Regions from separate parts of the Homo sapiens genome. Here region 1 is linked to region 2. A link is a loop called in an ENCODE intact Hi-C map of the cell type or tissue named here. Cell type or tissue: Caco-2. All regions are shown on one strand. Each heading gives the region's core, and the rest is flanking DNA. Links, peaks and the distances in the headings are about the cores only. Region 1 overlaps KDM4C (lysine demethylase 4C). Region 2 overlaps KDM4C (lysine demethylase 4C).

What was found. Hi-C counts contacts between places; a loop is a spot of excess contacts. Peaks named below come from ENCODE experiments on the same cell type or tissue, not always from the same donor. Only the 100,000 strongest peaks of a DNase experiment are listed, where the experiment ranks them.
Region 1: it touches region 2 in a loop (2.4-fold over the local background); 3 of 110 quality-filtered maps call a loop at or near these places.

Annotation. Positions count from the first base shown.
Region 1 is chr9:6,837,109-6,853,146 of GRCh38, reverse strand. It overlaps KDM4C (lysine demethylase 4C), which reads right to left. Exons shown (of 22, transcript NM_015061.6): 5 at 3,447-3,640. Among named protein-coding and RNA genes, the nearest start is that of KDM4C, 87 kb to the right of the region's middle. In Caco-2, for the core only: a CTCF peak has its summit at 7,059; a DNase peak (open chromatin) is centred at 7,076.
Region 2 is chr9:6,890,625-6,906,662 of GRCh38, reverse strand. KDM4C (lysine demethylase 4C) reads right to left here. Exons shown (of 22, transcript NM_015061.6): 8 at 13,431-13,568. Among named protein-coding and RNA genes, the nearest start is that of KDM4C, 140 kb to the right of the region's middle. In Caco-2, for the core only: no CTCF peak of the experiment used is centred there; DNase peaks (open chromatin) are centred at 7,112 and 8,632.

The DNA of each region.
Region 1 (16,038 bases), core at 4,392-9,391, 51 kb after region 2:
AATAATTTAACACTCTTCTAATTCAATACAACAATTCTTTACAGGGCATCGCTCCTATAGCCAGGCCCTGTGTGTTAAGTGCTGATGATTCAAAGGTGAAAAAAAAACACACACAAAAAAAACAAAACCATGGACCTTAACTTCAAGGCACACACAGGCAAGCTGGAGGATGGTCGGGGAGAAAGGAGGTGGGAAAATGAGGGAGATGGCAGGAGGGGTGGCCACAACCAGTTGTAAGATGCCAAAACAATGTCTAAAGTAGGGGCAGCACATAGTCCAGAGAGTCTTTAAGCAAACCCTAAGTGAAACATGGACAGATGAGAGCAGCATGGGCCCGTAAGTAAGGAGGGAATCGTAGGCAGTCTTTGCAATAATCCCATCCAGAGCCTGGTACCTGGAGGTAGAATTCAAGAGGAAGGAGTAGACTTGAAATGCCAACCTATAAGGTCAGAGACAGAAGAGAAAACAATATAGTGACAGATATGTCAAGCACAGGAGAGGCCACCCACTAGAGAAAAGTAAAGGCAACCATCCCATACTGAAGGGGAGATACAGCTCAACAAGGAGAGGACAGGCAGAAGAGGACGCTGGTGCACACGCACCCACATGTGCATACAGAACCTTGCAGCCCTTCATCCTCTCGTTTTGTCAACTCAATAAAAATATTCCTGTGACTCTGATCATGAGTCACAGAATCAGAATGACTGGAGGTCATTCTGGCTAACCTTGTGACTTGGGGGAGTGAAGGAACTGGAGTCCAGACAAGCAGAGTTATTTGCCCAAAGCCACATGCACTAGTGCATAATAAAGACTACAGCCCTGATTACTGGGCCCTCGTGTCCTAAGCTCTGCCAAACCGCCTGCCTCCAAATACTTCCATGAATTTGTGTTGCTTCTAACATCTTTCAAAGCTCACCTCAAATATATTATAAGGATTGCTAAAATGAATTTTAATAATGACAAAGTTTACCTCAAAATTATTTATGCTGAGGAAATGTAATATTTCATACATCTACTAGAAAATATCTGTAGGGGCATTTATAACACTCTCTTCCTACAGTAGTTATCTTAGGAAATAGTATGTAGAATCAGTGTTACAACTCACTACTACATTTTATTATTTTATCATTATAAACAATGGCCAAGGTTAAGGATAATAGTGACAGTATAAATCTACTCTTAATGCGTCTGATGGAGGCTGTATACTTAATAACTAATAGAGTAATTAACTACTGCACATATACAAGCTGCAAGAAAGAAATACTTTGAAAATGGGCATAATTATTCTCACTCATGATTAGTGATGCTCTTTCCCAAAGACACAAGACACCAGAATCCATCTTAGCCCTGACCAGAATATTCTTCCTGAAGTGATCATTAGGAGACAACATCAACCTGTTCCCAGGAGAAGACAAGACAGCCATCTTTCTTAATTAGAAAGCAGACACTTCATTTAAACTTTCCTAATACTGAAAACTCAAATTAACGTCCCAGGCATCCTCATTTATTAATTCCTTAACAAATCCCCAGAAAAGTTTTGCTACTAACTTTTCAGATTTCTTAAGCAAGACATAGTATGTAGTTGCCTACATACTAGATTTTATTAACATGTTGAATTCACCCATTTCATTCAATTTTATCCACACTTTAAGTGAATGTCAGAAAGAGCATCAAGATAACAAAGCAGCTGAGAAACTGTCCAGGAGCCTAACCATTGTTGAAAATATTTCTCCTAGTCTCTCCAAGCTAAGTTCTGAAAAAACTAAAAGATGACATTCCAACAAACTTTACAGTAATGCTGTACAAACACAACAGAGATCCCTGTCCTTAAGCATGTGCTCAAACCAGGCCCACAAATAACACCTGAGTGCTGGGTGCAGTGGCTCACACCTGTAATCCCAGCACTTTGGGAGGTTGAGGCAGCAGGATCACTTGAGCCCAGGAGGTCAGCACCGGCCTGGACAACACACTAAGACTCCATCTCTACAAAAAGTAATAACAAATAAACATCTGAGTAATGAATAATCCGATCACATTCTCTTGTCACTGGAGCCTGTATGAGTCCTAGACCACCTATTAAAAAGTTTCATTTGGCCAGGCGTGGTGGCTCACGCCTGTAATTTCAGCACTTTGGGAGGCCAAGGAGGGTGGCTCACCTGAGGTCAAGAGTTCGAGACCAGCCTGGCCAACATGGTGAAACCCCATCTCTACTAAAAATACAAAAATTAGCCAGGCGTGGTGGCACACGCCTGTCATCCCAGCTACTCGGGAGGCTGAGGCAGGAGAATCGCTTGAACCTAGGAGGTGGAGGTTGCAGTGAGCCGAGATCGCACCACTGCACTCCAGCCTGGGCAACAGAGTGAGACCCTGTCTCGAAAAAATAAATAAATAGAAATAAAAAATAAAAAATACATTGGCTGGGTGTGGTGGCTCATGCCTGTAATCCTACCACTTTGAGAGGCCAAGGTGGGCAGACTGCCTGAGCTCAGGAGTTCAAGACCAGCCTGGGCAACATGGTGAAACCCTGTCTCTACTAAAATACAAAAAATTAGCTGGGCCTCTAATCCCAGATACTTGGGTGGCTAAGGCAGCAGAATTGCTTGAACCCAGGAAGCGGAGGTTGCAGTGAGCCAAGATCGCGCCACTGCACTCCAGCTTGGGCGACAGAGCAAGACTTCATCTCAAAAAAAAATAAAATAAAATAAAAATAATTAGAGGAGGATGAACCAGAAGATCATGAAGATGGTTTGAAACTACACCCAGGAAGTCAGCTCTTCACTCCTAACTACCTCCTACATACCATCCAACAAATGCTCAAAGTAAAGATGCCCAATAAATTCTTGAAGCCTAAAATATTTATCAATTCATGGTTCACAAAATGGACTACAGGCAACTTTACATATACAGTCATGCATCACTTAATAACAGTGATAGTTTCTGAGAAATATGTTGTTAGGCAATTTCGCCATTGTGTGAACATCATGGAGTGGACTTACACAAATCTAGATAGTGGATCTACTACAGACCTAGGCTATATGGCATAGCTTATTGCTTCTAGGCTACAAACCTGTACTGAACTAAATATTGTAGGCAATTTTAACACAAAGTATTTAGCTACAAAGTATTCATTTAGCTAAACATATCTAAACATGGAAAAAGAATTTTTCAATTGCATTATAAACTCAGGATGACCGTTGTATCTGTGGTCCATCATTGATCTAAACATTGTTATACAGTGCATGACTGTACGAGTTACCATGGGGTTTATGGTTTCCAAGCACAATCCCAGACAGAATAGAAGACAATTAACTATTACAGTCAAAAACTTCCTTACAGCTCACATAAATCTGAATCCACCAAATCAAAGAACAAAATCCTCTTCAATATGTGCCTGATGCCCAAATTTCAAAACTCCAAAGTAAATGAATATTAAACAAGTAACTTGCCAAGACTTGGGCTCTCCAAAGTGGAGATAATTAATGCTATAGAGGTCCATGTCTTCGGTGTGCCATGCAAACGTGGTCTTCCACATGCCAAAATAGAGATATGGGGTATTTACACCCTCAATAGAAATGCCACACTCTTCTTCAACCACATCCAAGACTGTATTGAGGCGAGCTATGTTCCATTCATCCACACCCTGGAATGAGAGAGAAAAAAAGAGAGAGAAATCAAATCTTACTAAACCATGAAAGATAGCATTTACTAATCAAACCACTATCCACCAAAATTATTACATTGTATATTCTAACTAACTGAAAACTGAAAAATAAAACAACTCTTATTCAAGAGCCACATACATATGTCCATTATTATTGGTCAAAGATTACTACCAGCATAATGTGGTTCCATACAACTATCTGGTAGAAATTTATACCAAATAGCTTCCTGATGCCAAATGGAAATGAAAGTTACAGACCCACTCCCAACTTGGCTGTCAGCAAAAAATTACTGATTCAAAGTAGATGATCCGGCATGTGCTCTCCCTCCTTGGCACACCTTTTTGTTTTTGGGGTTTTGAGATTTGGGTTTTCTTGGGATTTTTTTGCACATTAGTTTAGAGGTAATATTCACCATCACATATCACATCAAGAAACCAACAGCAAAATATATCTTCTGCTATCTCTCTCCCATCCCTATCCATTCAATCTTAGCATGTAATACATTGTTTCCTTAAAGTTCCACTCTAATTATTGGAAAAACTCTTGGCAGTATCCACTGATCACTGTGCTTCTACTGATGCTTCAAATAAATATTTACCTCTTATGTTAATGGAAAAATTTAAACACATAATGCCTATTAAAAATACTTATCCCAACTTTGGTAAAACTGCTGGAATAATGTAGTTTTATAACAGTATAACAATATGGATGGTGATGGCAGAGCGAGGGAAGGTTAGAGTCACTACTATAAGAGTTAAGGTGATAGGAAAAGATTCTGGTTTGATTAGAACTTAACAATCATTTTTTTTTTTTCCCCTGAGACAGTCTCACTCTGTCGCCCAGGCTGGAGTGCAGTGGTGCAATCTCAGCTCACCGCAACCTCTACCTCCCAGGTTCGAGCAATTCTTATGCCTCAGCCTTCCACACAGCTGGACCTACAGGCGTAGGCCACCGCACCCACCTAATGTTTCGTATTTTGAGTAGAGACAGGAGTTTCGCCATGTTGCCTAGGCTGGTCTCGAACTCCTGGCCTCAAGTGACCTGCCCACCTCGGCCTCCCAAAGTGCTGAGATTACAAGCGTGAGCCACCACACCCGGCCAATCACTCATGAATTGACTACAGTTCACAACTGCTTAGAAATTTTTACAAACTATGCATTTTTACCATATATTTTTATCAAATTCTAAATATCAGAGACTAGGCATGTTCCTGTGTAATCATGGGGAAACTGAAATGCCTTTAAAGCCATTCCAACCTTTTCGTGCTAATGCACTATTAGAGAAGCGCATTGGCCAGGTGCAGTGGCTCACGCCTGTAATCCCAGCACTTTGGGAGGCTGAGGAAAGCAGATCACTTGAGCCCAGGAGCTCAAGACCAGCCTGGGAAACATGGCAAGACCCCATGTCTATTTTAAAAATAAAAAATTGAGGGTATTAAATTCATCTATGTCTACCAAAATTGTCCTCTCCAATAACTATACCAATGGCTTCACATACAACCACTTCTAACATTTCCTGAACACACTAAAAGCTTTTAGAGTTGTTCTGTTTTCATTTTGGTCTTTAAATGATTTTCTAATCAGTGTGTTAATCTTACTGTCTAAAGCTTTGGGGTTAAAAAACTATTGATGAAGCAGCTAATGAAACTCTGACTCAGGTAACATAACTGAACATGCCAAAGGACATAATTTAATTCCCAAATTCTCTTAAGTAGCCACTCTATCTACAACTTAGGCCACACGCTGAGAAGCTTGTTATTTGGAAACTGGTCAAAGTATCCGTTTAGAGAAGATCCGGCCGGGCGCGGAGACTCACGCCTGTAATCCCAGCACTTTGGGAGGCCGAGGCGGGTGGATCATGAGGTCAGGAGATCGAGACCATCCTGGCTAACACGGTGAAACCCTGTCTCTACTAAAAATACAAAAAATTAGCCAGGCCTGGTGGCGGGCGTCTGTAGTCCCAGCCACTCGGGAGGCTGAGGCAGGAGAACGGCCCCGGGAGGTGTTTGCAGTGAGCCGAGATCGTGCCACTGCACTCCAGCCTGGGCGACAGAGCAAGACTCCGTCTCAAAAAAAAAACAAAAAAAGAGAAGATCCTAGGTTCCAACTTTTCAGACCTCATAGAAGTTCAATCACATTATGTAAAATATTTTATCTCATTCTATTTATAGCGATGCAATCTCTTAACTCTAGTCCAATCAGACTTCAGTCCAATCACTCTAATAATAGAGTCCTATTTAAAAGTCATTAGTGAAGCAATGAATCTGAAGTAATAAATGAGCACCATATTATAGGAACCATTTTTAAACTGAATGAGCTTGCAAATTTAGACACAAACTATTTCTCTAAAATTCCTACATATGGAGACATCTAAGTTTTATTTCTGACTGACACTATCTTTTAAAAATAACCAGGGTTGAATCCCTTGACATCCTAGACCCATGGTATGAGGGGAAGAGGGTAGAGATCAAATAGTGCTGGACAAAAAGACCTAGATTATAACCCCAGCTCTGCAGGTCACTGAGGGGAAAATCACGGAGCTTTTCTGAGCGTCAAGTCTTTCTTCATGGAAACACAAGGGTTCTTGTACCCTCCTAGAGTTGCTCGGAGCACTAAATAAGCTAATGAAAATAAACTTTAATAAAATAAAATTTAATTATTAGAACTGATATAATAAATATCACCACTATTCTCTAGCAAATCTTACTGGAAAGCCTCCCAAAAAACAAGTCAAGCATGTGAGAAGTGATTATTTAATAAAATGTGTTTAAATTCACTACTGAATTTCTCCCCGTTAATGGGCAAATAACATATTTGCAGCAGTTTCTTCTCAGCAAGGCAAGGTTGCTAAAAAGTAATTTATTTTGCTAAAATAAAAAGTCATATAATTTCAATTAAGCAGTTGTGCAAATATTAAGAATAACCAACAGAGATAAATCTTATTGTTTCAAAATTCTTTCTCCAATTTTTGTTCTCTACTATTAAACTAGCTATCTGACTCCAAAAACAGGCTCCACAAAGGCTCTTCTGAACAGTACCAGGTCTGTCTCATATACTTAGACCAAAAATGCACCTAGTTATCATTAAAGTGAAGTGTTATACAATATACTACCTCATTACACTATACACACTTGTATCTTACATTTATTCTAAACAATCCTATAAAATAGGTAATGTTATTCCCAAATGAACAAATGAAAAAATTAACACTCCTAGCTAGAAGTAGATGGTAATGATTAACCTAAATCTATCTGACTCCTGGACCTTCCCTTTTAAAGGTTTATGCTTCTAGTCCTGATCCTTTCAAAACACAACATATCATCCTCTTCTCTCAGCATCATTGTCAACAAAGATCTGAGGTTCAGGAGCAGCAAACACGTGAAGCTGCTGCATTCTTCCCACCAGAGGCAGTGCCACTCTACACAAATACCAGCAAGGCTTACACTGCAGACTGCTTCACTTGAGAGCAGGTGACAGGAATGATTTAGTGTAAAAGCAGTCTCCAAACCCCAGCTACACACAAGCCCCACAATGACAAGTTAGAATCTGCCGAACTGTTTAAAACTTAATTCCATCAGGTTTCAGCAGAAAGGCTGCACACCAGCCCAAGTTCACAGACAAAAGTCTCCTCCTGGATTCTGTCTCCCTCGAACAAAACTCTCCCACACATGTTCAGCAGGCACATGAGCAATATTCATAACTCACCTGACTTCCAATGGACTAACTGGAGTCCTAAGCCTGGGAGTCTACGTGCCCCGGCCCCTTTCTCCTTTCATGCCAATTACCCAGTTGGAGCCTGTCCTGCCCCATTCCTTTACGTATCCTGCATCTGTTTTCTGAAACAACTCACAATTGGACCACGATTTTTGCACACAGGTGTAACTGAGAACTTTATTAGGGATATTCCCTTTCAATCAGTGATAGTATCTTCCTCCTATCAGGAATCAGACAGCAGTTTAAAAGCACTCGTAGGCCAGGCACAGTGGCTCATGCCTGTAATCCCAATACTTTCAGAGGCCAAGGAAGGAGAATCACTTGAGGCCAGGAGTTCAAGATCACCCTGGGCAACACAGTGAGACCCCGTCTCTACAAAAAATTTTAAAATTAGCCAGGTGTGGTGCCTCACGCCTGTAATCCCTGCTACATGGAAGGCTGAGATGGGAGGATCAATTGAGCCCAGAAGGTCAAGGCTAGAGTGAGCCAGTGATTGCGCCACTGCACTCCTGCCTGCATGACAGAGCAAGACCCTGTCTCAATCAGTCAATCAATCAATGCATTCCTAAATCTTCAATGTCTCAACTAGGCCATCCTGGACTCTCTCCACAGTAACTGCACTCAGTCTCTGCAAAACTGAAGGGAACAACACAGCAACATGCCATGTTAGAAACCTTGAGAAATAATGAGCCATTTCCACCTACAGAAAGAAATAATGTGAAAATCATAGTAGCTCAATTTTTCCCAAAATATTTCCAATGCAACATTAGAAATATGGGTCCTAGGCTGGGCGCAGTGGCACACGCCTGTAATCCCAGCACTTTGGGAGGCCGAGGCAGGCGGATCACCTGAGGTCAGGAGTTCAAGACCAGGCTGACCAACATGGTGAAACCCCATCTCTACTAAAAATACAAAAATTAGCCGGGTGTGGTGGCACACACCTGTAATCCCAGCTATTCAGGAGGCTGAGGTAGGAGAATCACTTGAACCCGGGAGGCAGAGGTTGTGGTGAGCAGAGATCATGCCACTGCACTTCAGCCTGGGCAACAAAGCGAGACTCCATCTCAAAAAAAAAGAAATATCAGTCCTATCAGATGCCAAGGTCGAAAAACTTTGTCCTCTTTAACTCTAGCTCTTAAGACAGTCACAGTGCTGACAGGCACCCCCAAAAGCACTCATAAGGAAACCTGTGTAACTTCGTTTAACTCTGCATTTCCCAAAAATCATTTGACCACGGAAGCTTGTTTGTATAACACATTTACATCATGTAAAACAGTGCTGTGTGGGACAACATATTAAAGGAAGCCTTATGATAGGCGGTTCCCTAAACACTGTAGTGCAAATGTTTAAGTCAGTAAAACAAAAAATTACTGTGACCACATCAGAGATGCACTTCAGAACCCGGGGTGTGTGAAGGGGTGGCTAGAGAATGGTCACATTTATTGTCAAAATACACATATTTAATTTGATTATGTCACTAAAAATAAAATAGTGTAAATTAGAAAAACTTAAAACAAAAGATATTTGTAAATGAAGATAGTCCAAAGGATTAAAACTAGGAAAAGAGAAGACTCAATCCAACGTTATAAAACTATAAAATGTACTGAAAAACAGAGAAAAAGCTTTTTTAAAAGTACGTAAAAATGATGGTTTATGCCTGTAATACCAGCACTTTAGGAGGCTGAGGCAGGATGAACACTTGAGCCCAGGAGTTTGAGACGATCCTGGGCAATAAAGAGAGAGACCTCATCTCTACCAAAAATTTTAAAAAATAGCCGGGTATGGTGACACATGCCACAGGTCCCAGCTACTCAGGAGGCGGCTGAGGAGGGAGTTGAGGTTGCAGTGAGTCATGATTGTGCCACTGCACTCCAGCCTAGGCAACAGAGTGAGATGTCTCAAAAAGAAAAAGATGGCATGTCCATCAAATATTACAAAAAAGATTTTTTTAGACAAAAAATAGATTATTAGTAAACTTTTGAAAACTGTGTCACTGCTGCACTCACCCAGCAAACAGTAAAATGGAATGAAGAATTTCAATCTGAAAGAGTAACCGAGTATCAGAATAGCACCATGCTGCACTGGAATCAAAAGTTCTCCAACCAAATGCTGGCTCCACCACTCACCAATTATAGGATCTGATGGTTTCTCAATCGCCTTTCATGGCAGAGCTACGCCCAGGGTTCAGTGCTGCAAATTGGGCCACAAGAAGACTGTGGCTACCTTGAAAGGACCACAGGAAAAGTCCAGTCTTTCACTGAAACTGTTTTCAAGAAAATACATTATTCCTAGCAGAAGTGGAGAAAGCCCTAAGGCTTCCCAATAGTACATAAATCCACACATGCCTACCTTATAGGACAGTTGTAAAGAAAGGATTACAAAACACAAGTGAAAATATTTTGAAAAATTGCTTAAATTTTTCATTTTCAAAGATGGGGAGAGGGTTCAGACCACAGCTTTTTAGAGGGGCACCTCGACGGATTCACAGCCCATTCCACTTCAAAGAGGGCTGTCAGCATCCTGTTCCAAACAGCATGGCAGCAGGCCGGGCACAGTGGCTCATGCCTGTAATCCCAGCACTTTGGGAGGCAGAGATGGGAGGATCACCTGAGGTCAGGAGTTCAAGGCCAGCCTGGCCAATATGGTGAAACCCCATCTCTATAAAAATATAAAAATTAGCCAGGCATGGTGGCACATGCCTATAATCCCAGCTACTCGGGAGGCTGAGGCACGAGAATCACTTGAACCCTGGCGGTGGAAGTTACAGTAAGCCAAGACTGCACCACTATACTCCAGCCCGGGCAACAGAGCGAGACTCTGTCTCAGAAAAAAGAAAACAAAAAACAAAGAGTACAAGAACACAGCAGGAAGTGGAGAGCTGAGTAATAAAGCAGGACTTACAAACTCAGGTGCCCAAAGAGCCAGGCAGGTAACAGCAATTAGTGAAGGCAGCCAGGTATATGTCAAAAAACGTGGGTATTGGGGGTGATGTGTATTTGGAGACAACCTACTATCCTGTCTAAAGGAGACAGCCATTACTCAGTCACTGGGAATGCTGCCAGATTTTCTGATTTTTTTTAAGCCACAAATCCCAATTTTATGTGACATTAACCAACTTTTAAAAACATGTGGATCAGTCCTGGTGCAGTAGCTCACGTCCGTAATCCCAGCACTTTGGGAGCCCAAGGCAGACGGATCACCTGGGGTCAGTTCTAGACTACCCTGGTCAACATGGTGAAACTCCATCTCTACTAAAAATACAAAAAAAAATTAGCCAGGCGTGGTGGTGTGGGCCTGTAATCCCAGCTACTCAAGAGACTGAGACAAGAGAATCACGTGAACCCAGGAGGCGGAGGTTGCAGTGAGCCGAGGTTGCAGTGAGCCATGATCGCATGCCACTGCATTCCAGCCTAGGTGACAGAGCAAGACTCCGTCTCAAAAAAAAAAAAAAAAAAAAAAGAAATGTGGATAAAAGAAAATAAATCTGTGGCCAAATCTGCAAAAAATGTAGCAGGCATTAAAGAGTCCATACTTATTACAGTAATTTTAAAAGAATAAAGGAAGGAGGAGTTTTGGAGACAGGCTATAAATATGAAGTTAGTGGTTGTGAGCTTACTGCTTTAAAATGAATCATATATTTGTCCAACACTAAATAGCTCTATCAGTTACTCCATAAATGTGTCCAGTAACTGGAGTGAGACTATACAAGTGGTAGGAACCTAACAGGAATCCACTCTATGAGCATGTTTTATCTCTCTGTTCCATGATCAATATGCAAATGGCCAAAGAAAAACAAAGTAAAATGGCAAAACACAAAGCCTGAGCAATTAAGAAAACTGATAACCAGCTCCAGGATAAGTAGGATCTAGCACAGCCCTGAACAAAACTGTGTAACTTCTTAAGAGAAGTCTCTGTGAGGCAGCAGAATGGCAGGGAAGGTCTGCTAGAACTTAGCCATTTGCCAGGCACAGGTGATGATTCTGTGAACTGCACCAAAGACGGCCTGATCATGCATTCTGCTTTGTCCACCAAGTGGAATAGCTATAGTCACTTGCCCACAAACCTGAGAAACTGCTACAATATCAACACGGAGACTGTGGAAGCAGCCCTGGATGATTACTGAAACACTTCCAACTGAACACACAAAACGTGAAGATGTTCTTCACTCTGGCATATTTTAGGGGCTGCTTTCTCATTTGTTGTACATAAAAGCAGAGTTGGCTACAGAAAAATTGATAAACTGATACACACGATTATTACTAATCATATTTTTATGGTACTTTCCATATAATAGAAGAGGAAAAGTCTATATGAACCTTGTTCCCCAAAATTAGGTCAAAACCACTAACCTGTCACTCTCTCGCTAAGTCTTTCCATATCTTCACAGTTATCACTCTATATTCCATCCTCAACAACATCCTTCCCATTTCCTGCTGTCACCCTCAGCACCTTCAATATTATCCTCATGTGGCTGATTTCCAAACAAAGCTATGAGCCCCCATCTTTCTCCTGAGTTTCAGTGCCACAGAGCCAACTCCAAACTGGGCCAATAATGACCAATAAAAATTTTTGAAATTCAAGAATTCACAGGGGGAACTACCACTTCATTAGAAAATCCAATTATTAAAAAAAGATCTGCCACCTAGATTCTGTAAGAATCTGAGAAAATACTGAAAGAACCTGTTAAAGATTCTCAAGTTTCCAGGTCTACCCCGTAACTTAACGAAGTCATCAAAAAGAATATACAGATGGGCAGGACTACAGTCTTTCTTCCACCACAAAAATGCCATCACCAAGTTACATTTAGATGTGCTCTTGGTCTTTCCAAGGGCTGACATAGCTAGCACCCATTTAAATTGCCTCTCTCAAAGCTTGCTAACTGTAGAGCTGGGGACATGTCTTCTACCTAACAACATGGCATGCACCACCATCTCACATAGAATTGGAAAGAAACAAGAGGTGGGATAACCCCCATGCTAGGAAAACAAAAGCAAAACATCATTTCATTTTACAGATGAAAGGAAGGTGCCCAGTCAGTAACTTACAGGACTCCTTATTTGAAAATTAGAACAGAGGGCTGGATGCGGTGGCTCATGCCTGTAATCCCAATGCTTTGGGAGGCCGAAGTGGGGGCGGATCACAAGGTCAGAAGTTTGAGACCAGCCTGGCCAATATGGTGAAACCCCGCCTCTACTAAAAATACAAAAATTAGCCAGGCGTGGTGGCAGACGCCTGTAGTCCCAGCTACTCGGGAGGCTGAGGCAGGAGAATCACTGGAACCTGGGAGGCAGAGGTTACAGTGAGCCAAGATCCCACCACTGCACTCCAGCCTGGGCGACAGAGTGAGACTCTGTCTCAAAAAAAAGACAAAAAAAAGAAAAAGAGAAAATTAGAACAAAGGCCAGGTTCAGTGGCTCGTGCCTGTAATCCTAGCATTTCAGGAGGCCAAGGCAGGCAGATAGCTTGAGCCCAGGAGTTCAAGACTAGCCAGGACAACATAGCAAAACCCCATTTCTATAAAATACACAATAATTAGCTGGGCATGGTGGCACCCGCCTGTAGCCCTAGCTACTCAGGAGGCTGAGGTAGAAAGAGCACCTTAGCCTGGGAGGTCAAGGCTGCAGTGAGCCATGATTGTGGCACTGCACTCCAGCCTGGGTGACAGAGTGAGACCTGTCTCCAAAAAAAAAGAGGAAATTATAACAGAACAGTTAGTCTCCTCAACAGCAAATGTATCATCTGTCCAGTATATCATAGCTCTTTGTAAACAATCCCCTCATAAATACTGGAATTGGTCTCATTTTTATATTTCAGCATTGTGACATGGTGTTTCTCATTAACCCATTAATGTGAAGCTTTTTATTTTTTTGAGATGGAGTCTCACTCTGTCACCCAGGCTGCAGTGCAGTGACGCGATCTCTGCTCACTGCAACCTCCACCTCCCAGGTTCAAGCGATTCTCCTGACCTCAGTCTCCTGAGTAGCTGGGATTACAGGCACATGCCACCACACCCAGCTAATTTTTATTTGTTTTAGTAGAGACAGGGTTTCACCATGTTGGCCAGGCTGGTCTCCTGACCTCAAGTGATCCTCCTGCCTCGGCCTCCAAAAGTGCTGAGATTATAGGCACGAGCCACCATGCCCAGCCACATGTCTTAATTTTTAAGTGTAAAAACACTTTAAAATTTTAAGTAAAAAACACTCATTTTTAAGAATTTTAAAAAGACAAATTTGGCCAGGCGTGGTGGCTCACACCTGTAATCCCAGCATTTTGGGAGGCCGAGGCGGGAGGATTGCTTGAGTCTGAGACTTTAAAACCAGCCTGGGTAACACAGTGGGACCCTATCTCTACCAGAAAAAAAAAAAAAAAAAAAAACTGGCCAGGTGTGGTGGCAAGCGCCTGTAGTCCCAGCTACTAGGAAAGTTGACGTGGGGGAATGGTTTGAGCCCAGGAGGTCACGGCTGCAGGGAGCAATGATGGCGCTACTGCACTCTAGCCTGGGTAACCGAGTGAGACCCTGTGTCAAAGGGAAAACAACAGACAAATTTATGCCTTTCCTCATTTGACTTGTATCATCCCGTTTTAGGACTCTTATCCAAGCCCACATTAGAAGACTTTGTCTTTAAAGAAAAGACCATCCACCAAACTCCACTACTGTGCTGGCAACTTAAAGCTAGGCTAATGTAAAATACTGCCACAAATTCATACAGCTGGAACAAGCCCTTGAAGTTTCAAAGGTAACACGCATGGAGAAAAAATAACATAAAATTTGGTTAGTTCTTTAAAGATTTCAAAATTCAATCCATTTCACACCATAGTGTATAGTCTTTTCTCCATAAAAGAAAACAGTGCCTTCTAATAACTAAATTGAAAGTTCTGGTCTACACTTTAATATAGACTGAGGATTTCCCTGGATCTTTACACAATGAGAATAGATCCGTATGCAGTACATTTTGCTTATAGTTAATCATAATGTTTGACATGATAGCTTTTTTGCTGCTTCTTTCTAAAAATGTACTCCTTAAATCTTTATTTTAAAACAAAACTATTTTCCCTTTTGCATTTTTATACACCAAATACCTACGATTTTACAGCACTGCTTTCTGTTTTAGAATTCTCAACAACAACCATCATATAGCAAGTTTTGAAAGAAAAATAATTCTGCAGTGAAAGTGCCACATAAAAAGATAAAGGCAAATATGAGTACAAAAAGGACAGAGAAAAAATGGGGAAAACGTCCAGTCAAATAAAAGACTGCAGTGAGCTTGAGACTCCCACCTTGAGTCTAGACTACTGATAGTGTGAAGTTAATGGAGTTTCCTGGTTCCAGGCAGAAATAACTCCAATCCTCTTGGGAGAAAAGAATCATACATTTAGATCCAGAATTATTCCACAAATTAACATCAAGTCTACGCATACAAGCAAAGATCACTGTGCATACCGGGAAGAAAGCCAACACTGCAGAGAGATAGCGCAAATAATGAACAAATTGTTCAGACCAGCCCCTCAAGCAGGACCACTAATATTGAGTTGTCTTATTCTGTCGTCAAGGAATAAGAAATGTTTAAAGAAATAAAAGACGGAATTGCTAAGACAAGCAAAGAAAAATAAAATATTTGGAATGTCCAGTCCAACCTGAAGGAGAGGTGAACTCCTAGAAAAGAAATATATCATTATTAAACTAAAAACTCAGTGAAAGAGTTAAATAAGAGAAACAGTTAACCAGTATTAACAAGCAAAAAAAGTAGTTAACCAGAATATAATATTTAGGACATTAACATAGTACAGTACAGAAATACAATGAGATTGAAAGTCTGAAAGGTAAGTTAAGCAATACTGAGGATAGAATATGCAACATTATAAGACAGAATCTAATCAGTCCAGGAACAATGAGAAATACAAAAAAACTAAATAAAATAGTAAAAATCTATTAAAATTAAAATTAAGACATTTGTTCATTAAAAGACATTGTAAATAAGACAAACAAAATAGTGAAAAGAATAGCCACAACTAGAGCAAATAATTCAACAAATATAACTGGGATAGTTTTGGTATCCAGAATAAAGAATTCCAAATAAAGAAAAAGCCAAAAGATCTAATAGAAAAATAGAGGACAGTTCATAAAGACAGGAATATGAATGGCCGATAAAGACATGAAAAGATATTCTAAGCCATTTTTAATCAGAGAGGTGCAAATTCACATAACATATTTTACAGGCACAAGAATGACATCAAGTAGTAAGATATTAAGCGTGAAGACTGGATCAGCATGAAGAAGCTTTTAAAGCTGATGGAAATGTTCTGCGACTAGACTGGTGATGGCTGCACGAAAATCACTGAAGTATACACTTAAAATGGGTGAATTTTGTATTGTATAAATTATAGCTCAATAAAGCTGTCTTAATAATGATTATAAGCTGGGCAGAGTAGCACACGCCTGTAATCGTAATACTTTGGAAGGCTGAGGCAGGCGATCACTTGAGTCCAGGAGTTTGGGATAAGCCTGGGCACCATGGCGAAACCCCATCTCGACAAAAAATACAAAAATTAGTTGGGTATGATGGTGCAAGCTTGTGGTCCCTGCTACTCAGGAGGCTGAGGTGGGACGATCACTTGAGCCCAAGAATCTGAGGTTACAGTCAGCCAAGATCGTACCACTGCAC
Region 2 (16,038 bases), core at 6,593-11,592:
CGAGACCAGCCCGGGCAAAAAAGCAAGACTTCATCTCTACAAAAAATGTAAAAATTAGCCAGTCATGGCGGCATGTGCCTGTAGTTGTCCTAGCAACTCAGGAGGCTGAGGTGGGAGCACCTGTAGTCCCAGCTACTAGGGAGGCTGAGGTGGGAGGCTCTGGTCAGTGTACCAGCCCTTTGCCTCAGAGACAAAACCATTGAGGCAGAAGACTTGGAGTCACTAATCTCCCAATTCGCCCATAGACTCTATTGAGACAACAACAGGTACTTAGGAACGGTATACCACGATGCTGAGAATTCCTTCCATAGTGTTGCCTGGAGAGGTTTACCCTGTGGAGTTTCCACAAACGAGAAGTACCATTTACTTCAATGCTTAATAATAATTACTTCTAAGAAAACAAATCTGACACCATCTGCAATCATGTCCATCAGTTCCAGAAAGCAAACGGAGAAAAAAAACAAGGGAAAAGTGCTCTCTCATCATGAAATCAACACACACAGCATCATGTTAATCTACAACTAAACTTGACATGTGCCCTTTGAAATTCTATGTCTGTATACTTTCCAACCTCAAAATGTTTCTTTGAAAACAGAGTGTGTTGCATCTTCCCAATTTTCTCGGTAAGTAGCTATGCGTCACTTACTCAGTCATTTGAATCTGGGCTCCAGATTCTCCACAACTCAAAGCCTGGATACTTTCAGAAATATGGATCTGAACTCCAAATCATTTTCTTCGTTTACACAGAGGCCACTCTAACTGGCAGGATCCTCAATGTGAACATAAAATAAAGGGTAATAGGAATTGAAGGAGAATCTGTGCTCAGCACATTTTTCAGTCTGAGGGGCTGAATGAAGTCACAGGCTGATTTAGCTTTGCCCCAGACACCTTCCATCTCAATAACACCAGCAAACATGTCTGTATAGTAACTGGATCAAAAAGCAACATAAATTGATCACAAGGACCCTACACTATAGAAATGCCATTTAAGATACCCTGCTATAGTTAAACCCACCTACAAATCTGAGAACGGCAGTTATCTGTTACGAAGTCTTGGTCATGCTTTCTCAAAAGAATCATTTTAGGGCTTAGGATTCAGCATTAATTCTGAAGGTCATAAGTGTATACAGCACCCAAATTCAGAAGAACCTCTCTGATATTCTAAACAAATGTCAAAGACTAAAGGAGGAAACCATGTTTTCTGAAAATTATGACCATATACCTAAGTATGTTCCCCCAAACTAATGGCTGTAGTTGTAAGGCAATCTAGACATTTCAGGACAATCAACACTTGGTAGAGTCAGTTTGAGGGGAAATTATACAACCGAGAAGAGTTTCATACAAGGGCTAATCAGGGTTTAGAAGTGTTTCTTCATAGTCTTTTCCCTCATCTATCCCTCAATCTCCTGCCAAGACGGCCTCCAATGTGTATCCCTGTTGGCATACTGATGTTACATTTGTTCCTCGTTAACTATATATACTATGGCATCCTCAAAAATAGAAAAGCTTGCATTTAATTTTTTAATATAGATGATATATACTCTTTGGCTGTTTGCTCTTTTAAGAAGCACATCAAATTAAAGGATATTTTAAGCACCATCTGCTCTCTGCAACAATGGACAATAATGTTTTAAATCTATAGTATCCTTTATGGTTATTGCAGTTAGCATTTTGTTGTGCTGAGGATTTTTTTGTTTGTTTGTTTTTTGTTTAATGTAGCCCTCCTTGCCTAGGCTCGTACTTAGAAACCAAGCTAGGTTTTTTTTTCTTTTGTGTTATTCCCAGTTTAATTTCCCATTGCCACAAAACTGTTGACTAACGCCGTTTAGTTACTTTTTCCTCTCGTATCTTCCAAATTCACTGGAATACTCCTTTATGATGCCAGAGAAAGGCATTACTAAAGGAATTTATTAAAGTTTTTCTTAAAAATACATTCCTTCAAATATACAGACCCAGTTATAAATGCTGTCATTCAGTAAAACAGAAACTGCAAAGGCATTATAAATCTCTTCCAGTATTAACTGTAGTGGAATAAGCCGAGGTGACAGGTGTGGACACAGCCCATCAACAAAGACAAGACTGGACCCGTGCACCAAGCACAAGCCCACCTACCATCTGCTCTGCACCCAGGGAATGCAAACAGAGCCATGAGCTAAGGTGTTCATTTTCAACATTCTGATTTGTTAACAAGATCTGTGCAATGAACTCTTATGTACTACTGTGGTTCTGTGATGCCCCTCAAAAAAAAAAAAAAAATCCACTGCAAACCACCTGTCACATTCTTTTGGGATACGCTACAACAATTTTCTTGTAGTAAGTATCTATAACCCAGAAATGTTTTACTTGCTGTAAATGAAAGACATATATAGATATAGGTATAAATATATAGATAGACATAGATACAGATTTTTTTTTCTTTTTTTTGAGATGGAGTCTCACTCTGTTGCCCAGGCTGGAGTGCAGTGGCACAATGTCAGCTCACCACAACCTCTGCCTCCCAAATTCAAGCAATTCTCCTGCCTCAGCCTCCCAAGTAGCTGGGATTACATGTACCCACCACCATGCCAGCTAATTTTTGTATTTTTCGCAGACATGAGGTTTCTCCATGTCAGCCAGGCTGGTCCTGAACTCCTGATCTCAAGTGATCTGCCCACCTCAGCCTCTCAAAGTGCTGGGATTACAGACGTGAGCCACCGCGCCCGGCTAATGAAAGATATATTGAACAGAATGATATATTAAAGACATGGCAAAATAATCTATAGGATCTTGAATAACATTGTGTAGATTTTCGAAAAGATACAGATATATGCTGATATTTTAAGAGATATACAATGAACTGTTAACAGTTTTTTACCTTTAATAAACTAGAAAGGGTGCCATTAAATATTTTTATTTTTACAAATTTCAACAATGGATATTTGGGTAGTAATATTATTAGCCATAGTGATTTCCTTTCCAATGCTTTTCTGTAAAATTTTTAAAAATTACAGTGTATGGACACAATTGGTTATTCAATGATTCCTATATCATTGGACATTTTAGTTACAATTCTATTTTCACTGATAAAACTGGCACTACAACAATCACCTTTTGCCTACATTTCTGCTCATTTCCTAAGAGTGTGAGAAAATGGTAAAAGCGCAAGAAGATGTTTACCAAGACTGATGCACACTGCCCACCTTCTCTTCAGGATGCTTACTCCAATCATATTCCTGCCAAGAGAACACAGTGCCCACTCTACCAACTACATTCTCCTGGGGACTGGGCATTTTCTTATTATCTTTACTAATATGATTTAAAAAAAGAAAAGAAATCATTATATAAGTTTGAAAACTGTTTCAATTTTATTTACCTTCAAAGAAACAAGTTTTCATGCTATTTCAATAATCAACAAAACAGTCATCTTTTTAAAAAATTAACACTCAAAATCAAAGGACAACCCTGAATATGCATTCCTAAGAACTGGGAATATGCTGCCAAAAATCAATGAAAATGATTATCAGGCCTTACAAAAATACCTTTTACGAAAATTTTAAACAGTTAATAGAAACTAATTGGGTTTTTTTAATCGAATCAAAAAACCTGAAGTATATGAAACTGATGTGGGAAATACAGTCAAAGCTTAGCAGTAATCTCTACCATCCAGGATGGTGTTTTTTCCAAGGGATTACAAAACACGGCCTTTCAAATTCAACAAGGGGCACAAGAGCTACACTGTGTTTCTGAAGATATAAGCAACAGCTCCTTCAAATTCCTTCTCTCAGCAATCTGGTCCACAAAAACCCACTGTTAGTTATTGGCACTTCTTTTCATACTGCCTTCATTTTAGCAAAAAAGTACACCTGAATGCGAGTGAGAAGTCAGTAAAACTATCTAATATCCATCTGCCCAGCCTGCTGTTGACACTTACCCTGCAAACACTGTCCCCACAGACACTGTTTCTCAGCACCTCAGGCCTGAACTCCACCAGTCTTCCCCCAAATTAATATTCAGGGAGTTCCCTGACATAAAAATGACCCACAATGAGTCACTTCCTAAATATGTACTTGGGGAGAGGGACATGGTGCCAGGCGAGTTCTCCCATCACCACCCGCATCCTCACAACCTGTGAGGCACAAGTGAACGCCCTCTTTACAGGTAGGAAAACTAAGCCTCACAGAAACATGTCATTTGCCCCAGGTCACACAACTATTCCACACAGAACGACAATTCCAACACAGTCCCAGGTGATTATGTTGGGTTTTTTACGTGCACTCCTGACAGCCATCAGGACATTTACTAAGCTCTTCAGAAAGAGGTATATACAGTGCATTCCTATCTTTAACATCTACTCTATTTCTTTTCCAACACTCTCCCTTCCTCCCCTTAAAAGTACTACTGGGCATGTTTACTTGATCATGAAATATGTGGGCACAATTCTATATGTGTTCACAACACCTATTAATTCTTGGAGAAAAGAGACTGTAAATGATATATGTACAAAACATTACACATCTCCAATTTATAAATAGATATTAAGTTAATGTTTTGGAACTCAAAATTCATACTGGTGGAAAAAAATAGAAGATGCAGAAGAACCCCAACCCAAACAACAAAGGCCTAATTTAACTCCCTAAAAACCCATGGCTCTCAACCCACAGCATCCACCAGAGTCACAGGAAGATTTCAGAAATGCAAATGTTTGTCCCTTATCCTCAGATATTCTAATCCTACTGATTTTGGTGGGGCCAGGGGTCCATACTTATAATGTTCCACAGAGCTGAGAACATAGACTGAAGTCTGTAAGCGCCACTATACAGAAACTACATGTCTTACTTAGTTTTTTAGCCACAGCACAGGGCCCACCAAATAATAGGTGCTAAAAGTAAATATGTGTCACGAAATGAGGTATCAGAAGCACATATTGTGGCAGATTCTGTCAATGAATCTTTTTCCTTCTTTCTTCCATCTTTTTCTTTCTTCTCCACAGGCAGAGCCCCTTTCCCTAAAAACACCAGTTACTCGCCAGTTACCTTTCCAGCCTTTCTAACAGTTGGCCACAGGACATAAAAGGATGTTTTCAAGTGTGTTTCAAGGAAAGATTTTCCTCGCAAATGGGGGTAGATGAGCCTAGTTCTCACACTGTCTCGCTTCCTGCCCTTGGCAGCAAGATGTCTGAAGTAAGCACAGCTATCAAGACAAGCCTGCCCAGAGACAGTGAATCTGAAGGACAGGAACTGCATGAGACCTCATGAGGTTGCTGAGCTGCTACACCAACCCTAGGAGCACATATCTGACAATCCCTTATGTGAGGTAAGAGCCCTTTTGAGATAAACCACTGTGTGTCACCTCAGCAGAACCTGCAGGGGTGGAAGTGCAGGAAAGCCTGCATGGATGAGAAGCTGTGGGAAGCCAGGGCATCTGACTATGGCAAACTCTGGGGGGTGCCCAGGGCCCTGCTGACTCTCCCACCAGTCCCTCCTTCCCTCCAGGGGTTGGCCAGCCTGCTTCTCTCAAACGTCACCTCATGTTCTGCCCACTGCTTTCTCTTCTGGGTAATCATGAGCCAGAAAACACACTACCAACTTTTGCCTTCTTCTGCAGTCACCATGTCTAGAATAGAGCCTTTAGTAAAAATTTTTCCTATGTGTTTACTATTATAAACACTGAAAAAATATGGAAAAGTCCAAACTAAGGCATTAAAAAAAAAAAGAATCCTAAAGCTTCAAAAGTGCTACACTAAAATTTGGCCCCTGATAATCATACAAACATACATTGAGATAGGTGGCCCTTAACTTTGACCTCATTCTCTATACACAAGTCCTTTTATCCAGACAGATGCCTCAGAACTTCCCCACACACACTTGATAAAATGAAAGAGAAGGTAGAAAACCTTTGCTCTCACCCCTACCGCCTTAATCAAAGAGCAAAGTCAAAGCCTCAGAGTTAACGACGGTTGCACTACAGACTAAAAAGGAATTCACATGTAGGTTTATCGACAGAGAAGACGAATCCAAAATAACATGTCCATTGGCTTCTCTTTGTGTTTTGAGACAGGTCTTGCATTGTTGCCCAGGCTGGAGTGCAGTGGTGTGATCACGGCTCACTGTAACCTTGAACTCCTGGGCTCAAGCAGTCCTCCCACCTCACCCTCCCAAAGTGCTGGGATGACAGGCGTATGCCACCATGCCCCTGGCTCCACTGACTTTAGGAATCCAAACTCAACCAATTGTGAGATAGAGTCCAAAGCCACTTGGTGGTGACATCAGCTACAGCTTTCATGGGACAAGACCATTCTGAATCTTCAAGAATCTTGAGAGTGATCCCACAAATCACACACGTGGCTGGCGCTTATTTAAGCCATTACACCTAGAAAAATGAGTCCAGAAGGGTACAGGACATTGGGGGCAAACCTACATCTAAGCCGGGCCTCACTGCCCTATTTTCTTCTTCATCCCAAACTCCCTCCAATTCAACGTAAGATATAGGACCACCCTGAAAATGACACATTGTAAAAAGGGGGCCAGTATAGGACAGAAAGCAATTATCTCTGAATGTGCATCATCACTGATCAAGAAAAATAAGATGTGTCTAGTGCCCAGAGCTCGATCTGACATATTGGAGACAATGTCAAATATTATTACTATTGTATTTAACTACAAGAAACTAGACTGAATTAAAAACAAACTAATTCTCAATAGAGTATAGAAGTTATTCAAAAGGCAAATTTACTTTCTTTTAAGGTACTGACAAACTATAGACTCAAAAGCAGATAATGCCTTGATTTCAGGTTAAGAACTAAACATCAGCATCATGAGGCTTATCACTTCCTTTCAAATCCCATAATGCAGCAAATGCAAGTTAACAACAAATGAAATCAGGCTCCCTAGCTCCAGACTTCAGCAATATATACTAACCAACTGGTTTGATACCATCATACCTGAAGTCTCAGACTTCTTGAAGTTTCAGATATCCTGAATCCCACAACTCAATATTTTTTCAGTATAAAAAGAGGACATAATGTGACTATGTTCTTCATATCTCTTAATACTTCTTCCAGATGTGTGAACACTCTCTCCAGAGGTAGAGGTTTCTCATGAGCTAGCAAGTTAAACACACACACACACACACACACACACACCCCCATGGAAAAGGCACAGAGGACTCATAGGGCAGTGAAACCACTCTGTATGATACTACAATGTCAGATGCCTGTCATTGTATATTTGTTCAAACCCACTGAATGTACAACACCCAGAGTGAGCCCTAATGTAAACTACGGACTTTGGTCTGGTTGCCTGGGTTTCCTTAAAAAATAAAAGTTTAAAAAAAACTATGGACATTGGGGGATAATGATGCATCATTGTAGGTTCTTTATTTGTAACAAATGCACCTCTCTGGTTAAGGATATTGATAATGTGGGGGGCTATGCACATGTGGGGAGAAGGGGAATATGGGGAATCTCTATACTTTCCTCTGAATTTTGCTGTGAACCTATAGATGCTCTTAAAAGTAAAGCAAAAAAATAAAAGAGCGCAGCAAAACTACTCATCAGCTCTGTTACACTGTACCATCAGAACCTAGGAATCAGAAACAGCAAAAAGTAGAGGTAAAAAAAAAAAAAATGCAGAACATAAAATCCCCATACTCACTAAGTTCATATTATATATGTCATGTCAGACACTTAAAATTGAAATGCCAAGAACTGTTAAAATGAACAATACTCAAAGCAGTCTACATTTTCTTTCCTTCACATGTCACAGGAACAGAGAAATATCACTATACTAGTATTTTGTGATCAAAAGCATATTAAAATATAACCTAGAGACTCACCACAAAAATGATCCCTGATTGTTTTAATAAAGACTGCCCAAGATTAAAGATTTTCTGGAAGGATGCTACCAGATTTAAGAAATATCTAACTTAATTTTAGAGAATTGAAATATAAAATAGAATGAACCCACATCATGGCACTTACATGCTAGACAATTTAATAGTTGAAACCCCTGCCAGATTAAAGGGAAATCAGTTTTAAAATTCTATCATCTCTTTTTAAACTTGTTCAAACATTTGAGGATTCAAGTATCAAAATGTCTTAAAATTAGATAGTAAGGTAGTACTCCTGGAGTTTATAAGAGAACATTCCCAGCTCTGCAGTACAGTTTTTCAACTTTCTGACATATCATGTTAATATGATCACTTAAAATTAAAATAAAAGATATCATTTTTGTGTCACCAACTATTACCTTTCCTTCCAATAAGATAATATTTATTCTGACACAGTAAGTCTCTTTCACTGCACACACTGTAATAAATACACTGCTTCAGACGGTATAAACGAGATATGACTGTCCCCAAGACAATGATTCTTTTTTACTCAAGAAAATCAGTACAGTAAATAACTTTTCTTCCCTTCGAGACAATCATAGTGCTTGAGGCTGCTGAAACACAAACACAAAATATCTTCACAAATGTCTCCAAACAGTCAAGCTGAAAATCTAAGCCAAAGTTTCATTTAACAGCCTGTCAGTTTTTTGATGTGAAGCTAATGAATGCAGTGGCAAACAAATCCATCAAACCTAACATCAAACAACTGCACTTCATCCCAGCAAACGGAAAAATGAAATACAACCTGCCGGCCGGCGCTTTGATCCAACCTGGCCAGGAAGCAGACCTGTGAGTGTCACGGCAGCAGCTGCACAGAGTAATCACGGACTTCATTCCACCACAGAAGGAAAGAATGCTCCAGAAACAGAAAACAGTCAGCTCAAATATGCACAAATGTCTTATTTCAACTGCTAAACGAGCTGTTGAAGTATTTTTAAATCTCTATCAAGAAAAAATAATTGCATTTCACTCTGTTATGCCAACATTCAAAGCTACAAAGATTCCTAAAACAAAGAACTAGATGTTACGTTCCATTAATACTACAACTTTGCAAGTGGAGTTTTATTAAAAGCCCCTCTGTTCTTTCTGAAAGCTCCTTGAAGACAATATATATGTTTTTCTTCTTTGTACACACATGTAGCACAGGAGGAACTCACTGGGCACTCACCAAATCTGACCTCTGCCCATCAGCAGCAAATGAACATGTGACTACCTGAAACATCACTCTCAATTTTTTTCAGTAATGATCTTGTCTTTGATTAGAGAAATGGGGGAAAATTACACAACTGCCTTCTTAGGTCAGTTGTTCCTGCTAAATGCAAGGCCCTTTTGTTCTGGAGCATCTTACAGGATTTGGCTATGCTATATTTTGCAAGTTAAGACAAGAGAGCAGAATGATCCTCATTGAGGGAAAACACAAGCAAAGACAGAAATGAGAGGAGAATGGTAAGGCCTGGGCCATTATCAGAGAATATTAGAAACAGGGATGGTCAAACTAAGCAGCTACCAAAACTAAAAGGTAAATGTCCCTTCACTCTCTCCTCTGCCTATTTTCCCCAGATCTTCTACACAATCCATACACACACAAAAAAAGTCTGTTTGAGAGATGAGGCAGTTTGGATGGATACTGTGAAAAAAGACCATCTGGACTGAAGGACTGAAAAAACAGAGAATTTACGCACAGGGACAGACACCTCTCCTAAATACAATAATTCAGCTGAGAATATCAAACATCCAGGAATTTGCTAAAATTTGGAAGTGTATCTGAGCTTTACACAAATAATGAAATTTCTAATCAAATGTACCCAAATCTTAAGAGCCAGGAAGATTTATTGAACAACTATCACATATCAATAGGTCAGTAACAGATTCCGATGAAAGCCACAGGAGCCCCCTCTCCAGTCCTGCTCCAGGGACACCAGAAGAAGTCAAGTAGCCAACAGCAAAGGAAGCAGACCTTGAACCCCTCCCAGTGTCAACTCTACTCTCACCCCTGTTCTCATAGAACAATGACTCACGAGTGATGAATTCATAGAAACATACATGATGCCTGGCACACAGCAGATAAGCCTAGTCTCCATAAGTAGAACTTCTCCCCCTTCTACCAGCCATCTGAGACATCTGAAAAGGTCCCTAATGACAAAGCCTGTTGACTTATGATCAAAAGGTCCCTACTGGGGAACATGAGGTTATCTTTTCAAAACCTACTTTTTTTTTTTAATTAAAAAACAAATTGCCTTCTCTAACAGCTCTTTTCTGAGTCACCTAATTAAAAATACTGGTTTGTATTACACAAAATTATATTTTTATATATATATATATATTTCATAGTGTTTGTGATTACATATATGCACATATAATGTATGCAGACCCCACACTCTGCACTATTTTGCTTATTTAATGCTGTACAACAAATAATTTATCAGATACTTATACACATTCAATAAACCCCATGTGACAGGTAAAGCAGGTGGCATCACCACCAATGCCTCATTATGAAAAAGTGCTCATATTTTCATAGTAATTATAAAAGTATTGTTCATAATCACTTATGAACAATGACTTTTTTATAGTTACCATTTAGAACAAACTGATGAAGACAAAGAATTAAGACAAATATGGGCATCCTCAATGCTAAAAGTCTTTTTAGTGCAATTCACTACACATCAGTTTCCAGGAAAACACATAAATGTATGCCCAGTGCACAAATTTGCCAGGGATTAGAAACTACATATACATGCAACACAGTAAATTCATAAGGTTACCTAAAGAATCAGACTTGGAGATCAAAAATATGTGTCAAATAACTGATTAAAGATACCAAAATCTGGGTAAAAAAAATGCTAACTCAGCTTACTATAATGTAAGGTAATTTATTATCCAAGAATAGACATGAAAATATTAGTATTGATGGTATAAATTAAGAAAGCACATGATATTTTAGTGAAACATTCGAAACTATCTCTTTATAAAGTTATTTTCCTGTTTTTATGCAAAATAACTAAAATTGGTTACATAACTCAAAATATTCTTTTTTCTTAATTTTTGTTTTTATTTTTTGTAGAGACAAGATCTCACTCTGTTGCTAAGACTAGTCTTGAATTCCTGGCCTCTAGCAATCCTCCTGCCTCAGCCTCCCAAAGTGCTAGTTATAGGCATGAGCTACTGCCCCAGCCCAAAGCAGATTCTAAATATGTCAATGATAAATTGGTACCCCCTGTAGTAGTAGGCAGATGCTTCCCCTCCTGCACCCCCAACAAAGATGTCCTCATCCTAATCCCAGAGATCTTTGAATGCGCTATCTTGCATGACACGTGGGATTTTGCGGATTGCCTGCTCTGAAATGCAGGAACTACACAGGAGGACTAGAGAGAGGCTTCTAGGAGAAAAGTCCAGCCTCTGGTTCACAGTCAGCAACAAATATGAACGTTTAGTCTTACAACTGTGAGGAAGTGAATTCAGCCAACAACCCAAAGGAGCAAGGAAATGAATTCTTCCCCAGAGTCTCAGTAAGAAATGCAATCCTGCAAACATCTTGACATTTAACTGGTGAGACCAATGCTAGGCCTATTACCTACAGAACCATGAGATAATAAATGGCTATTGTTCTAAACACAAAGTTTGTGGTAATTTGCTACAGCAGCAAGAGACAACTAATATATTCTCAGATGACATCACCTGGCCAAAGGAAGTAAGGGGTGGCCATAACACTGAAAAAATCTCAAATACATTCAGTTAGAGCAATTTTTAATTAGCTGGCCAAAACTGCATTGTAGCACTGAATATTTTGTACCCAGAACCAAACAAAACAGTCATAGCCCTTACTAAACTGAATAAACAGATAGTCACATACCTAAGTTCTTTTCTCTAACCCATAGGGTAGAGAGGTATTTCTAATTTATATATGAAGAATAAATGACTTTCCTAATGTTACATGGCTAGCCAGAGAAGAAAACTTGGTTGTCAGATCCAGCCTCCTCCACCACAGTGCAACACTTCACATTCCCACAACTGTGATGGGCTCTGTCAGCTGGGATTTCAGAGAGGAGCACTACCAGCCTCTCTTCCTTCCACTCCACACCCACTCTACTTCCACATGGAAATGTGGAAATGCAACTCCAATGTACATGGTAGTTTAGCTTCTCCCCAAGGCTGGAATGTCCTATTCTGGCCAATATCATAGGCTACTTCTGAGACCTGTATTAAACAAGAATCAATATTTGTGGTGACTCTGAACAGCTGTAATAGCTGACTTATATCTGTAAGTAAAGGTGCAAACTATAAAATAACAGACCTTGTTATAACCTCGTGGCCAAGACACTGCTTCAAGGCAGATGCAAGCATTACATTTCCACAAAAGCAATGCAGTGGTTGGCCAAAGTACACACACTGAGTTCTTAGAATACACAGGATGTACAATGTGAAGTAGTAGTACAGTTCTGTTCCTTTCTGAATTACTCAGCATAAACAGAAATTACTTAGAACAGAAAAAGTCTTCTAATACCAGGGGCTTTCCTTTATGTCAAGAATGTATTCGAATGACTCCTGGGCTGCCAAAGGGCTATATTTTATTTATCTTTTAATATATTATGCAATTTTCTAAATACACAGGTAAATTAAACTAAGAGTTGTCTCCCCTAAATATACTTCTGTCTACGTTCACCTGATGGCTCCACATGTAAGTTTTATCAGTGTAGAATGAATGATATTCAGTTGAGCCATGCAATGGCCAAAATAAGACCACATACGCTTTATTTATCATTTTCTGCTAAATCTACGTCAACTTTACATCCTCTGTAAAACACACAGTTTTATTTAGAAGCTGCCCTCTGCCAGCCTGCACCTTTCCCTTAAAAGCCACAGGAAAGGAAGCAAACCTAATAGAAACCACCATCACTTTGAAGATGTCTTCTATTTAACACCACAGGGGGAAAGTAATTAAATTTAATAGAAGTTATTGCCTGTGAAAGAAAATACCCACTATGTGAGCTAAATTAAATACACTGGGCAGGAGATGCAAAATTTTATACCAAATTTAACATGAATATGTATTTCCTGTTAAAATGTGTTCTACATGATTACTTTCAAGAATTTCATTTCTGCACTAAGGGCAGTTTTAATCATTTCCTCCTACCAACCTCCCTCCATCTCTTGCTACAATTTTATCAGACACTCCCTTCTGTAAAGTGCTGTTTTCTAAGCCACAAACTGATCGCAAACAGGGAGAGATCTGAGTCTACCTAACATGGAGCCACATGATGCCACTGGAAAATCTTGCAAAACACCAACTGGAGGCCTCAAGATAAAAAGCAAACACACGTCGCATCAAATTACCTATCAGGGTAAATTGCTCCACATTAATCTCAAAACAGACAAATTCAGCTAAAATTGGTAATATTGGCTATGTAAAATAAATGTATCGAGCCTGAAGTGAATTGCTGTGGTGAGAGGCACATGGCGCCAGTGAGGAAGAATAAATAAATGCTGCACAGGATCGTAGGGTTCCTACTAAAATAACCAGAATACACATTTAATTTTTGCTTTATTTTTGAGGCATAGCTTACCAATTTGGCAACTTTTCCATAGTCAATCCATCTGACAGTAGCAAAATTTGTAGATTCTGCACAGTTGAAACCATGATTAAAACCAGCATGGTAGCCATATGGGAAAGTGATCATGAATTCTCCAGCCTCCTGGGTTATCTGCAAGGTAGGAAACATATAATATTTTGTAAAAATAAGACTTCCTAAATTATGAATACAATTAAAATATATTTCCCATTAAAAAACAAAGAAAAAAAGTCTTGATATCAGAGCACTACCAAAAAGAGTTCCACCAGATTCATTACTTAATCCTTTAATAGTGCTTTTTCAGGAAACGTTTAAAAGACTTTCCTAAATAGGATGTGGCTTGCTGGCACTTGAATTAAATCAAACAATCCATACTCAAAGCTATTACATTTTAATTGAAGGTATCTTCAGGTTATTCAAGTAAATTTGTTCATATTAGCTATCAAGCTATATATTCTTATATTTTAATAACTTGCATTACTGGAGTTACATATAAAAATCATATAATAACTGACATTGTTAAAGCTACAGCTACAGAAACTTTGATAATACATGCTTGGCAGGCTATATCATGAATTCTTGTTGGTAAAGAGTTGGTGATATTCATCAAATTATTTTTTCCTAGCACCTAGAAAACATTCAATTAAGCACAGTCCATTTCACAGTAAAACTTCTGTTAAAAGAATTATTCAAATATATGTATGTTAGAGTGAGTGCATTTTTAAGTATAATTAAAATAACTCGCATAAATAAGCCTGAGCCTTTAAAAAAGAATTTTAAATGTATTTACCCTGTTTCTATTTTTTAGATTAAAGACTTTTTTTTTACAATCACCAAAGCAACACAAAATATCCCATGGTCTACAGAAAAAGTGAAGAAAAATGTAGTGTTGTTTCTTTTTTAAAAAAGTATCTATCCGATACAAAAATTATAAAACTTATTGCTCACTCCTTCAAATGGAATAATATAATATATTTGTTTTGGATTATCTGATCTTAAAATGTTTCTAACCCAGCAGCACCCAATAGGATAGACCCCTTATATCTTTAAATTCTTTCAGTTGCTGCAAAGTAATATAAAAATACTCATAGGATTTGGCCACTGAAGCAATGTTTCTCCTTGACACATATTGCCAAAGTATTTAGCAAATGCTGTATGTTCACATTCAGAGCCTGTATTCTCTGCTAGCTCTGATAATAAAAGTTGTAAAACCACATTTTTAATTATCCTACTGACCCTAATACAACTTATATTTTCTTTGAGATATAATGTACATATAATAAAATGCTCAGATAATAAATGTACAGTTTGATCTGTTTTGACAAATGCATATACCTGTATATCCCATGCCCCTATTTTCTTTTTTTATGATAAAAATCTAAGGAAGAAATATATTTATTAAATATATCAACCTCAGAAAATTACTTATCTCTGGGAGGGAGAAGAGACTGAAACAGTAATAGCTACATTTGTAGTATTTTGTTTCTTTGGACAAATATCTGTATATACATATAGTGTTTTTTAAAGTATTTTATTTTCAGTAACAACTTTATTGAAATGTAATTCACATACCATAAAATTCACTCATTTAAAGTGTACAATTTGTTGGTTTTTAGTATATCACAAAGTTATGCAACTATCACAATTAATTTTAGAACATTTTATCACCTCAAAAAGAAACCCCCTCACCCTTTAGCTGTCATCCCCAAGCCCCTCATTCATCCCAGCCCTAAGAAAACCCCTGATTTATCTTCTGTCTCTACAGATTTGTTATAATGGATATTTAATATTAATAGAATCATATAAAGTATGATCTTTTGTTACTGAATTCTTCCACTTAGCATAAACTTTTCAAAGTTCACCCAGGTTGTAGCATGTGCCAGTACTTCACTTCCTTTTATGGCTGAATAATCTTCCATTACATAAAATATATCACACTTGCTTATTTATTCATCAGCCAACAGACATTTGGTCATTTCCAATTTGGGCACTAGGAATAATGGTGCTATGGATAATTGTCCATGCCCCTATTATTTCATCACCCAAGAGCGCTCCCTCATCCCTAACCTAGACCATCCCCTGCCCATCCCCTACTCCCACCTCAGTAATAATCACTCTTCTGATACCTTTCACCACTGATTAGCTTTGCCATGTTATGGATGCTAAAATGGTATTGGAGATGGGGAAAGTATTATTTTTCCCAACAATTCTGAAATGTAACTCATAACACCACTGTCCCGTGCCAAAGAAACCCCAGAAGATGTTCTGCTGCAATGAGCTCAGTTGTCACCTGGCAGCAGAGACAGGCTTACCAGTGCCCAGCACGGTTCAAGCTCCATTATCTGAGCCACGTGAGAACATAGCCCAACTCTCTCCTTTCCTGGTCTCACTGAATCTAATTAATTATCTAGGTGCTTCTTTCTTATCCTACGTAATGAAACAAAACTCACCCTGCTCCCACATAAAGGTGAGAGGAGAGGGAGGACTGCTGCCACTGGAACAAGAAAACTACTTTTCCCGCTCCATGGAATCCTACCTACAAACCTTCTCTACCCTACCTAGAAAATCCAGCTCATGCCATGATTTAAAAAAAAAAAAGAGC